2 separate regions of the Homo sapiens genome follow, and region 1 is linked to region 2. A link is a loop called in an ENCODE intact Hi-C map of the cell type or tissue named here. Cell type or tissue: endothelial cell of umbilical vein. All regions are shown on one strand. Links, peaks and the distances in the headings refer to the core of each region. The heading gives the core; the rest is flanking DNA. Region 1 has its middle 57 kb from the start of SVIL. Region 2 has its middle 170 kb from the start of SVIL.

Region 1 (5,382 bases), core at 326-5,325, 110 kb before region 2:
TCAAAATATCCAATTTAGAATCACAGAATGAGTAGAAGGGACCTTAGCTCAACTTTTTCTTTTCACAGATAAGTAAATTTATGCCAAAAGGAAGTGATTCATCCATGCGTATACAGCTACCCACTGGCAGAACTGAGGCTAGAACTGGTATCTCCCCGACTCATGAGTCTCTTTTCTTTGTTTTCTTTTTTTTTTGAGACAGAGTCTCGCACTATCACCCAGGCTGGAGTGCCCTGGCGCGATCTCAGCTCTCTGCAACCTCCGCCTCCCGGGTTCATGTGATTCTCCTGCCTCAGCTTCCCGAGTAGTGGGGATTACAGGCACACACCAACACATCCGGCTAACTTTTTGTATTTTTAGTAGAGATGGGGTTTCACTATATTGGCCAGGCTGGTCTCGAACTCCTGACCTCGTGATCTGCCCATCTCGGCCTCCCAAAGTGCTGGGATTACAGGCGCGAGCCACCGCGCCCAGCCGAGTCTCTTTTTCATACTGCATACTGCAATGCATTCATACACACAGGTCAGGGAGCCCTTGTTATTGGAGTATTCATGACCCAAATCCCTACAAATGATGGGCTTGTTCAGGGAAGCACACCTTCAAAATACTAAAATATTTCCAAATAGCCATTTTTTTGACTTGAGTCCCTCTTAAAAATCCATCATTGTTCAAAGTCAGCCTCTATCCCTAATTCTGTTAGTGACTGTCTCGTACCTCCCACAGATGTATGTCCACTGCAGAGCAACACTGCAAAACTTTCCCCCAAATACAGAATTTCATGAGGCTAATCAAAATGGCATTAGAGAATTTCCCCAATAACAGGTAAAACAATGGCCAGTGGGAGCTGAGCAGTTTGATTAGGAAACAATCACTTCAGAGAAAAATCTAACGTTGGTGACAAGATAGAACTTTCTACAGTGATTTTAGTATTTAAAAATCTAAACGGCTCCAGAGGAAAATGACCAAGACCTTGAATATCTTTGTAACACTGGTCATCTTTATGCTGTGATGTAAATGTCAATTGTGATATAAAAAGTACCAAAATGTAGAATCGCCTCATTTTATACAAAAAATTTACTCCTTTCAAAATAATCAACACTTGACTTTCACACTGCTCATTCTAAGAGCTAGCCATAGTCACAATGATCACCTAAATTTTGATAAATGTATGCTAAAATAACTTATTTTCATAGTTTTCAGTTAATTTTTTTCATGATAAAGTCCCAAAGCTTTTTTTCATTATATGAAATGTTGGTCCCCATTTAAGTGGATTGACCTTAAATGGCCTTTTTTCTGGTTCTCATTATCCTTGGATAACAAGGATCTGCTGTTGAATCTTCAGAAAGAAGTTTTAGAAGTATAAGTCAGTAATATGGAGGCTATTTATATCATTTAGAACCAAGCATACATTTCAGAAGCAGAACTTCAGATCAGAATATGCAATACTAGAAGGCCCTATGTTTTTATTTCACCTGTCTGTCATAAAAAATAATGAATTTTATATTTTAATTTATATAAAATAAAAACAAAGATTACAAAATCACAAATGACTACATTTGTCTCAATTCTTTTAAAAAAGGTGAAAGCATAATAATGTATTTATCATCCTGAATTACATAATTAAGTTTCCAGTTTTAATATCCTATTTCATTCGAACACAACCCATGAGAACACCTGCATATGGTTGTTAATCATTGCTGATTTGCATATTGTGATTAGTTCCATCATCTGCAATTATCTGGGGTTCTGTATAATTCATGGTCTGAACTTTACCTGAGAACAATCAAGTTGGCTGATTTTTCTTACGTTCAAATGTTTTTTATATGAAGATAGTTAATATTCAGGGCTAACATTCATTCGTTCAGATAATGAAAGCTATTCTAGTATCATAAAACGCAAAGCTTCATTTTAGAAGCATCAATTATTCAGTGGAACATTTTCTTCTGGAAGAGTAAAAAGACTAAAAGAATATTTTTCCCATTAAATAAAACTGCAATGTTCTATAGTAGAAAGATTTTTTTTTCTCTTACTTTTCAATCTGTAACAGTATTTGGAGCCTAAATGACCAATAATGAACAATGTAAAGTATGTTGGATAATGAATAATTTTTTTTTTTTTTTTTGAGACGGAGTCTCACTCTGTCGCCCAGGCTGGAGTGCAGTGGTGCGATCTCGGCTCACTGCAAGCTCCACCTCCCAGGTTCACGCCATTCTCCAGCCTCAGCCTCCCGAGTAGCTGGGACTACAGGCGCCCACCACCACGCCCGGCTAATTTTTTGTATTTTTAGTAGAGACGGTGTTTCACCGTGTTAGGCAGGATGGTCTCGATCTCCTGACCTCGTGATCCACCCACCTGGGCCTCCCAAAGTGCTGGGATTACAGGCGTGAGCCACCGCGCCCAGCCCCAATAATGAATAATTTTTAAAGATTCTTTTCTTGGCGACGCTCCAGCTTCTGTGACCAAAATAATAAATAATTTATGATTTAGTTTGTCCACTAATCCTGTCTCAGAGATCAAGACAAAGATTTTTGACTCAGTCTTTCTGCCAAATTTGCTTATCTCTCAAATGAGTGTAAATTTATGGCTCAGGATTAAGACATGACTAATAGTTCCTTCCAGGTTTCCAAGGACAACAAACCCCCCATCTACCCCGGCCAACAGATGCTGGAGAGCAAAGATTACGGAATCCCTGTAACACTCTGTTATAGGTAGACACTCGAATTATCTCACCACTGTTGTCTACAAACAAGAAGAAAAATAAGCTCAAATCACCCTTTCAAATAACTGAGCAGCACGCTAAGGAAAACAGATGAGCTGCTCAGCTCTGGTCCCCTTCCTGGAATGAAATTAGCACCCATCTGGAAGTTGGATCAGCCAATAAGCAACTGGAAACACAGGAAACAGGGGAATCCCTGCCGCAGCTCACTCAGCTAAGACACTGTCAACCTCAGTGAAGAACCTCAGTTGCTTTACAGCTACAAAAAGAAGGTTCTCATGCCAGAAACCTTCGTCAAATCATAGAAAACAAAGAATCGTGAACTTGGTTTCTTGTTTTTGGCATTCTGGCTTACAAGTAGAAGCAAGTAGAGGTTCGTCAACATGAAAACTGCCTTTTAAAGGAAATGCATTACTAGACTCACTAACAACCATATGAGACGATGTGATTTTCATGACAAAGCCGATGAACTCTCCCTGGTTCTGCTCAGCAGAAGGATGGAGACAGAACATTCCACCCCGTATGAGCAGGTGAGCTCAGGAATCCCATTGCATTCAGCCACTTCCTAACTTGGGCAAGTTTAATCTCTCAAAACCTCTTTCCTCTTCTGGAAAATAAGCACAGGAACAAACTCATAAGAGCCTGCAATGAGATCATCAGTGTCAAGCACTCATTATAGTGCTTGGCATACACCAAATGTTCAGGAGAGATCTGTGATGATTATTTTTCCTGCTACACACGGAATACAATAACATTCTACTTTCTCTGAACCTTATATATATATAACAATACATATAAATGCTTATTTATATGTATATATGATATATATATAAAAATATATTTTTTTAATATAAGGGCAAGGTCTCCCTATGTTGCCCAGATTGGTTTCAAACTCCTGGGCTCAAGGAATCCTCCTGCCTCAGCCTCCCAAGGTGTTGGAATTACAGGCGTGAGCTGCTGTGCCCAGGCGGGACTTTTTTCCTATTACTGTAAAAATATAGAAACACTAGTATTTCAGAATGCTCCATTCTAAAATTCTTTTTCCTAACAACTACTCCCAAATAGCTATGACCCATATGGTTTTTGTCTCATGGTCACTGACGCTGACATAGTCCTTAACCATATATGCCTAGTGTTCCATTATTGGAACGCTAAGCTTGTGGGAGTTATTTATATCCCACCCCTCAAGGTCATCGCCAAGGTCCGATTTTTCACACAAAAAGACTGCAACCTCAGGCATAAATGGGTTAATGGCAGGCACTCCGAGTGTTTTCCATATGTTAACTCACCTAACCCTCATCATAATCCTGTGAGGTAAGAACTGTCTTCATCCTCATTTTACAGATCAGGAAACTGAGACTCAGAACAGCTAACCAACTTGCCCAGGTGTTAGAGACAAGTCAGGATTCAAACCAGGCAGGGTGGCCCGAATCCATAATTCTCAAGCATGACACTATAGGACCTCTGTTTTGTGTATTTATTTGGGGATGGGGGGTGGGGGAGAGGAGCAAAGGCAAGGAGAGAAGAGGAAGGAAAAAAGAAAACAATCTAGAAGGTTTCTCCCTCCTACCCCTTCACAGGCACGCATACATAGAAAAGGTTGCAGCTATGAAGACATCACCAAATACATTCTCATTGGCTGGTTCTTCAAATAAAAAATTTAAACTTTGCGTTGAAAGGGCAGTAAGTTCCTAGAGATGCCTGGAAAAATGGGAGAGAATAGATGCCTGAGCACCCAGCAGGACTAAGCTGCCCCTGGAGAGCCAGGTGGGCGCCAGACCTCACTGCACTCCAGAGCCAAGCCGCTGTGTGCATCACAACTGCACACACACAAGACACCTGCAAGTGCCAGCCCTTTCCTTCTCCCGAAAAAACGTCTTTCAAAGCACCTTCTTAAATAGGAATGCCTTACTCAAATGTGAGAAAAGCCAGGATACTAATAGCTACTACCAAAACAGTGGAAAAATAATACGTGTTTGGCCTATAAAAGTTCCTTACCCACATTAATCAAATCTTCTTTCTTCATTAGATCATTATCCTCATTTTAGAGGCAAGCCTAAAAAATGGAGTGTTTTGGCCTAAGACATAGTTATTGAGATAGATAGATAGATACATATATACATACATACATACATACATAGATACATAGATAGATACATAGATAAAATTGCAATTCCATCTTCTAGATCCTATGATGGGCTAAGGAGCCCAGTGTCCTCTCCCATCCCATAGACAGCCCCCCTACCCAGAATTGTAATGAACGAACAAAGTCAGAAGATGTAAACAAAGAAAGGAATAACAAAAATTGATATTGGCAGGGTAGTGCTTTGGGAAGCCGAGGCCGGAGGATTGCTTGAGGTTAGGAGTTTGAAGCAGCCTGGGCAACAGAGCAAGACACTGTGTCTACCAAAAAAAAAAAAAAAAAAAATCTTTTCTTAAATTAGCCAGGCATGGTAGCACATGCCTATAGTCCAAGCTGAAGCAGGAGGATCACTTGAGCCCAGGAGTTGGAGGCTGCAGTGAGCTATGATCACACCACTGCACTCCAACCTGGATGACAGAGTACAACCTGTCTCTTAAAAAAATAAATTGATACAGTTATTGTGAGCATGGTTACATTACAAGCATTTCCCAAAATACAATTTTTTTTTTCTGAGATCGAGTTT
Region 2 (5,382 bases), core at 259-5,258:
GTGAAACTGGAGCAGGAACATCACATGGCAAGAGCAGGAGCAAGAGGGAGGCAGAAGGTGCCACAGCATTTTAGATAACCAGATCTCATGAGAACTCACTCACTATCATGAGGACAGCACCAACACCAAGACATTCATGAGGCATCTTCCCCTAAAACCTCCCACTAGGCCCCACCTCCAAGCTGGGGATTACATTCTTTTTTTTTCTTTTTTTGAGATAGGTCTCATTCTGTCATCCATGCTGGAGTGCAATGGTGCGATCAAAGCTCACTGTAGCCTGGAAACTCTAGGCTCAAGCAATCCTCCCACCTTAGCCTCTTGAGTTACTGGGACTATAGGCATGCATCACCACACCTGGATAATTTTTTTTTTTTTTGTAGATATGGGGTTTTGCCATGTTGTCCAAGCTGGTCTCAAACTCCTGGGCTCAGGGGATCCTTCCACTCCTGCCTCCCAAAGTGCTAGGATTACAGGCATGAGCCACCACATGTGGCCAGGGATTACATTTCAACATGAGATTTGGAGGCAACAAACATCCAAACTATATCAAGTAAGAAAGGCAAGAAGGGCTAGGAGTCTAGCTCATGAAAAAGTAGGGTAATGGGTAGTAGGGACTGGCTCACTTGGAGTTTTGTGAGCCATAGTAGTTTGGATTTTATCCTCACTTCAGTGGGAGGCATTGGAGGATTTAAGCAGACGAGTGATATGATCTGATTTACATTTTCTGGAAGATCACTCTGGCCACTGTGGGGGGAGGATTTCAGTGAGATGAGTGTAATCAGAGCAGCTGGAAGGCTGCTGAGATACCCCAGGTGAAAGATGACAGCGGCTACAATGGTGAGATCCTGGGAAATGGTGAGAGGTGATGGGTGTGGGGTGTATTTTGGAGGTGGAGCCCATAGGACTTGCTGATGTGTGGGAATGAAGTAAAACAGAATCAAGAATGACTCCTTGGTGTTTGTCCTGAGCAACTGGGCATATGGGGGTACCATTTAGTTCAGAGGGGGAAGATTCTGGAAGGACCAAGTTTGGGGAAGAAAGGGGAGAAAAAGATCAAGTGTTCTGTCTGGATCCTGTTCAGTTTAAGACTCCAATTCAACACTCAAGTAGAAACTTCAAATATGTAGCTGAAAAGGTTATTGTTACAGATGAAAATTTGAGAAAGAATGATTTAGAATTAGATGGTGACATGGTTTGGTTGTGTCCCTACCCAAATCTCAACTTGAATTGTAGTGTATCTCTAAATTCTCACGTGTTTTAGTAGGGACCCAGGAGGAGCAAATTAAATTGTGGAGGCCGGTCTTTCCCATGCTATTCTCACGATAGTGAATAAGTCTCATGAGGTCTGAAGGGTTTATCAGGGCTTTCTGCTTTTGCTTCCTCATTTTCTCTTGCCACTGCCATGCAAGAAGTGCCTTTTGCCTCCCACCATGATTCTGAGGCCTCCCCAGCCAAGTGGAACTGTAAGTCCAATTAAACCTCTTTTTCTTCCCAGTCTCAGTTATGTCTTTATCAGCAGGGTGAAAACAGATTAATACAGATGGCTACACATAACAAACAATCCTAAATATCAGTGATTTACATAAGCCCAGGTTTTTCTTCTTTTCCACTTAATGAAAATCTGGAGCTAGGCAAGTAGGGGCTGATATGGGGTGGGGGGGGGGGTCCAGTATTGGCAAGGAAGCAGGCACTTGTCTTTTAGCTTTATCATCCTCAGCATGTGTCTGCCACCCTTAAGGTTACCCATGGTCCAGTAAGTAGGGACTATGGAGCTTTTATCATTAATTCCACATCCCAGGTAGTAGGAAGACTGTGGCAAGGATCAAAGCTGCAGCTGCAGGTCCCTTTGAAGAGCCTTCTTTTTTTTTCTTTTTTTTTTTTGAAGACAGGGTTTTCCTCTGTTGCCCAGGCTGGAGTGCAGTGTTGTGAACACAGCTCACTGCAGCCTTGACCTCATGGGCTCAAGTGATCCTGCTGCCTCAGCCCCCTAAGTAGCCAAGACTACAGGTGCACACCACCACACCTGGCTAATTCTTGTATTTTTTGTAGAGATGAGGTTTTGCTATGTTGCCCAGGCTGGTCTCGAACTCCTGAGCTCAAGAGATTTGCCTGCCTTGGCCTCTCAAAGTGCAGGGCTTACAGGTGTGAGTGAGGAGCCTTCTTTACATGCTGTCTGACATGTCATTGTTCAGAACTTAATTACACGGTTGCAAGGGAATGTGGTAAGTGTAGCCTTTTCATAGGGTGCCTTGCAGCCCTTAATAACATCTGTCATTAGATTTCTAAATAATGGGTACAGTCTTGGCTATAAGAGTCATCAGTGCAAACAGTGTTTACAGCCATGGCATTGGACGATGACGTGATCGGCAGAGGAAGGGAAACCAATCACAGAGGTGCTCATCCACAGCTGTAACGTGCCTCTGGCTCACAGAAACATGGAGCACCAGAGCTTGGCTTGGCTTGTATTGGTCATTCTTTGTCTTATTCCTGGGCCATGCATTTTTATAGCACGTGTTTGTCCTTTTCCTTTTGACCTACTTTACCCTTATACAACCTAGTTGAGTTTTATGCACTCTTTCAAGAAGCCCTTCTAGAACACGACTGTGTATAAATAAATAACAAACAAAGCTTTGATCAGTCTTCCTCTGTCAGAATGGGGAAAGAAGGCGAAAGAAGTAGAAAAAGAGGAAGTAGAGGAAGGGAAAGGGGCAGGAAATGAGTGGAAAGCAAACTGAGTGATTGAGGAGATTTTTGTTGGGGGTCGGGGAGATGCCTCAGAGCTTGTGTATTTACATGAGTCATCTGGACACGCTGAAACCCAGTTTCAACTTGAAGGGTTCCTCTCCAACCAACTGCTTCCTGGGGTCTGTCTGGAGAGTTACCAGAAGGTAATCTTCAACTAGAAGTGATTATTAGGTGGGCATAGGCAGCTGTTGTTGGCAAAGGAAATGCATTTCTTTTTGCTTACCTGTGACCAGTGGTTTGAGTCTCATGGAAGAAGCTCTCAATGATAGAAACTGAAGTCAGTGCCACATATGTAATTATATAAAGAACTTTGTGATTGCAGCTCAGGAAATGGTCTGGGTTTCAGACGTCCTCTGTCCTCACTGATGATGGCTGAAACTGAGGGTTTCAAAGTCTCTGGTTGGTGCCAGAGGGTACAGTTGGGTACAGAAAAGTGAGGAAATACTCTGGAGTCAAATAAAAATGCAAGAAGCAGAGAGCTTTTGAGGATATACAATGTGACGCTTAATGTTTGTCTTCCTTAAATGTCCTCAGTGCCACCATGACTAAGTTCTGGAAACAGAGAATCCTGTTTTGATTCTGTGACTCAGAGGGCATAATATGTTGGCTCTTTGCCCTGGGGCCCAGGGTATCCAGTGAAGCAAAAACAACTAGGCTACAGCTGCACTTCCCTGTGCTGCATGCTGCAGGGGCTGGAACCAGAAAGGCCACAGGGAATCTGAGAAAATTCACTTCTCTTAAGCTTCTCACTATTTCTCCAAAGCAAAGACAGGAGGGCTGCTGCCAGGACTGTGAGAGTTTGTACAGTATTGTGGTGCAATTGCAAAAGGCGTGCTTTCTCCTGGCAGGTGCAGCCCCCACACAGGGCTCAGCATGTGGTTAGTGGAGAACAGGCTGGATTTAGGTCCCCATCCTCCCTCTCAGCAGAGCATCCCTGCAGAGAGAAAAACCCACACACCCACCCACCTGTGGTAGCGCTGGCTGCTACCTACTTCACACATCCTGCCTGATAAGGTTTGGCTGCGTCCTCACCCAAATCTCACCTTGAATTGTAACTTCCATAATTCCCAAGTGTTGTGGGAGGGACCCAGTGGGAGATAATTGAATATGGGGGCAGTTTCCCCCATACTGTTCTTGTGGTAGTGAGTAAGTCTCTTGAGATCTGATTTTTATAAGAGGTTTCCCCTTTTGCTTGGGTCTCATTTTCTCCCTTGTCTGCCACCATGTAAGATGTGCCTTTCACCTTCTGCCATGATTGTGAGGCCTCCCCAGCCATGTGGGACTGTGAGTCAATTAAACCTCTTTTTCTTTATAAATTACCCACTCTCAGATATGTCTTTATCAACAGCGTGAAAACGGACTAATACACTGCCTGTCACCACTGGGGCTGTCCCAATGCTTCATGCCCTTGGAGTGGTGGCCTCTGAAGCAGAGTTTAGTGTGTAGCATGTGTCTGAGGCGTGTGCTTGAGATCAACTCCCGTGGCAGGGAGACAGAAGGCAGGAGAGTGCGAGGGAGAAGTCAAACTGTGATGAAATCTGATGATGGCCTTGGGCAGCCCTGTGGGGAGCCCTGGAGCTAGAATGTTCTCCAGTGTTGGACCAAGCTGGTCAGGCCTGTATCCCTCTGTGGTTTAGGGTAAAGCCGCTCTTCAGCTAAGATGAGTCCTGAGTTGGGGCAGCTGACAGCTGACACCCAGCCACCAGCATGCCCAGTGGTGGGGGCAACAAGTCTGTCCATGAAGGGAGATATAGAAGGCATGTCACAGTGTCTGCCACACCACCCCAAGGCTGCCCTTTAATAACCTAGTTTTCTGCTTCAAGGCTTCCCTTGATATTAAATTTCATCAGAGTTCTACAGCATGCCAAGATTTGAGGGGCAGGATAAAAAAATCACCCTACTGTCAATGCCATAGGCATTGCCTAACCATGATAATCAGAGAAAGCCGCTTTTACCCTAGTGTCTCTCAATTTTGACCCCAAATTAAGCATAATGCCAAAAGAAACATTTTGGGACTCTCTGAAAGGTCTAGGAAGGGAAGAAGCTTGCTGGGTGCATTCTGCAGGGACATCAGTTTACTGTCCACACTTTTTGTGGTCCATATCTTCTCCGAGGCCCTCATGCTGAGAAAATCTCACAGGAATCCCATATTCAGCCTCAGGGGAGGAAGGTCCGTGCGAAACACAAGAAGGAAGATGATTGGGGGCCGTGGAAGAGAGAGGCAATGTCACCTTATCCCAGGAGACCTCCAGCAGGTCCCTGGAAACAGGGGCAGGGGACAGGGGTGAGGCAGGGTGGGGAGCCCTAGATCCCAGGCCAGACCACTCGGTCAACCCCTGGCCTTGCTGCCCATGAGGTCTGCAGCTGTGGGAAAGTTCCTTAATTGTTCCATGCCTCAGTTTCCCCATCTGAGAAATTAGGATTGATAGTACCAACCTCAGAGGGCTCCTGCCAGGATGAACTCACACGAATCCCTTGAAGAGGGCCTGACCCGCACTGCACTCAGGAGCTGTGGCTACAAGAATGGGAGCAAGAAGGAAGGATCCCCTGAGTCTGGGGGTTGAGACAAGGCCAGTTCCTTCCCCACGGAGCCAACTTCATTGGAAGAGAGCTGCTCATGGGTTCAGCCTCAAACAG

What was found. Peaks named below come from ENCODE experiments on the same cell type or tissue, not always from the same donor. Only the 100,000 strongest peaks of a DNase experiment are listed, where the experiment ranks them.
Region 1: a loop joins it to region 2, with 9 times the contacts of the local background. A loop is called at or near these places in 1 of 110 quality-filtered maps.

The regions. Positions count from the first base shown.
Region 1 is chr10:29,689,108-29,694,489 of GRCh38, forward strand. It overlaps a transcript of SVIL not described here. Among named protein-coding and RNA genes, the nearest start is that of SVIL, 57 kb to the left of the region's middle. In endothelial cell of umbilical vein, for the core only: no CTCF peak of the experiment used is centred there; DNase peaks (open chromatin) are centred at 2,674 and 3,344; H3K27ac peaks cover 3,662 bases.
Region 2 is chr10:29,801,013-29,806,394 of GRCh38, forward strand. No RefSeq gene overlaps it. Among named protein-coding and RNA genes, the nearest start is that of SVIL, 170 kb to the left of the region's middle. In endothelial cell of umbilical vein, for the core only: no CTCF peak of the experiment used is centred there; DNase peaks (open chromatin) are centred at 2,719 and 3,339; H3K27ac peaks cover 2,690 bases.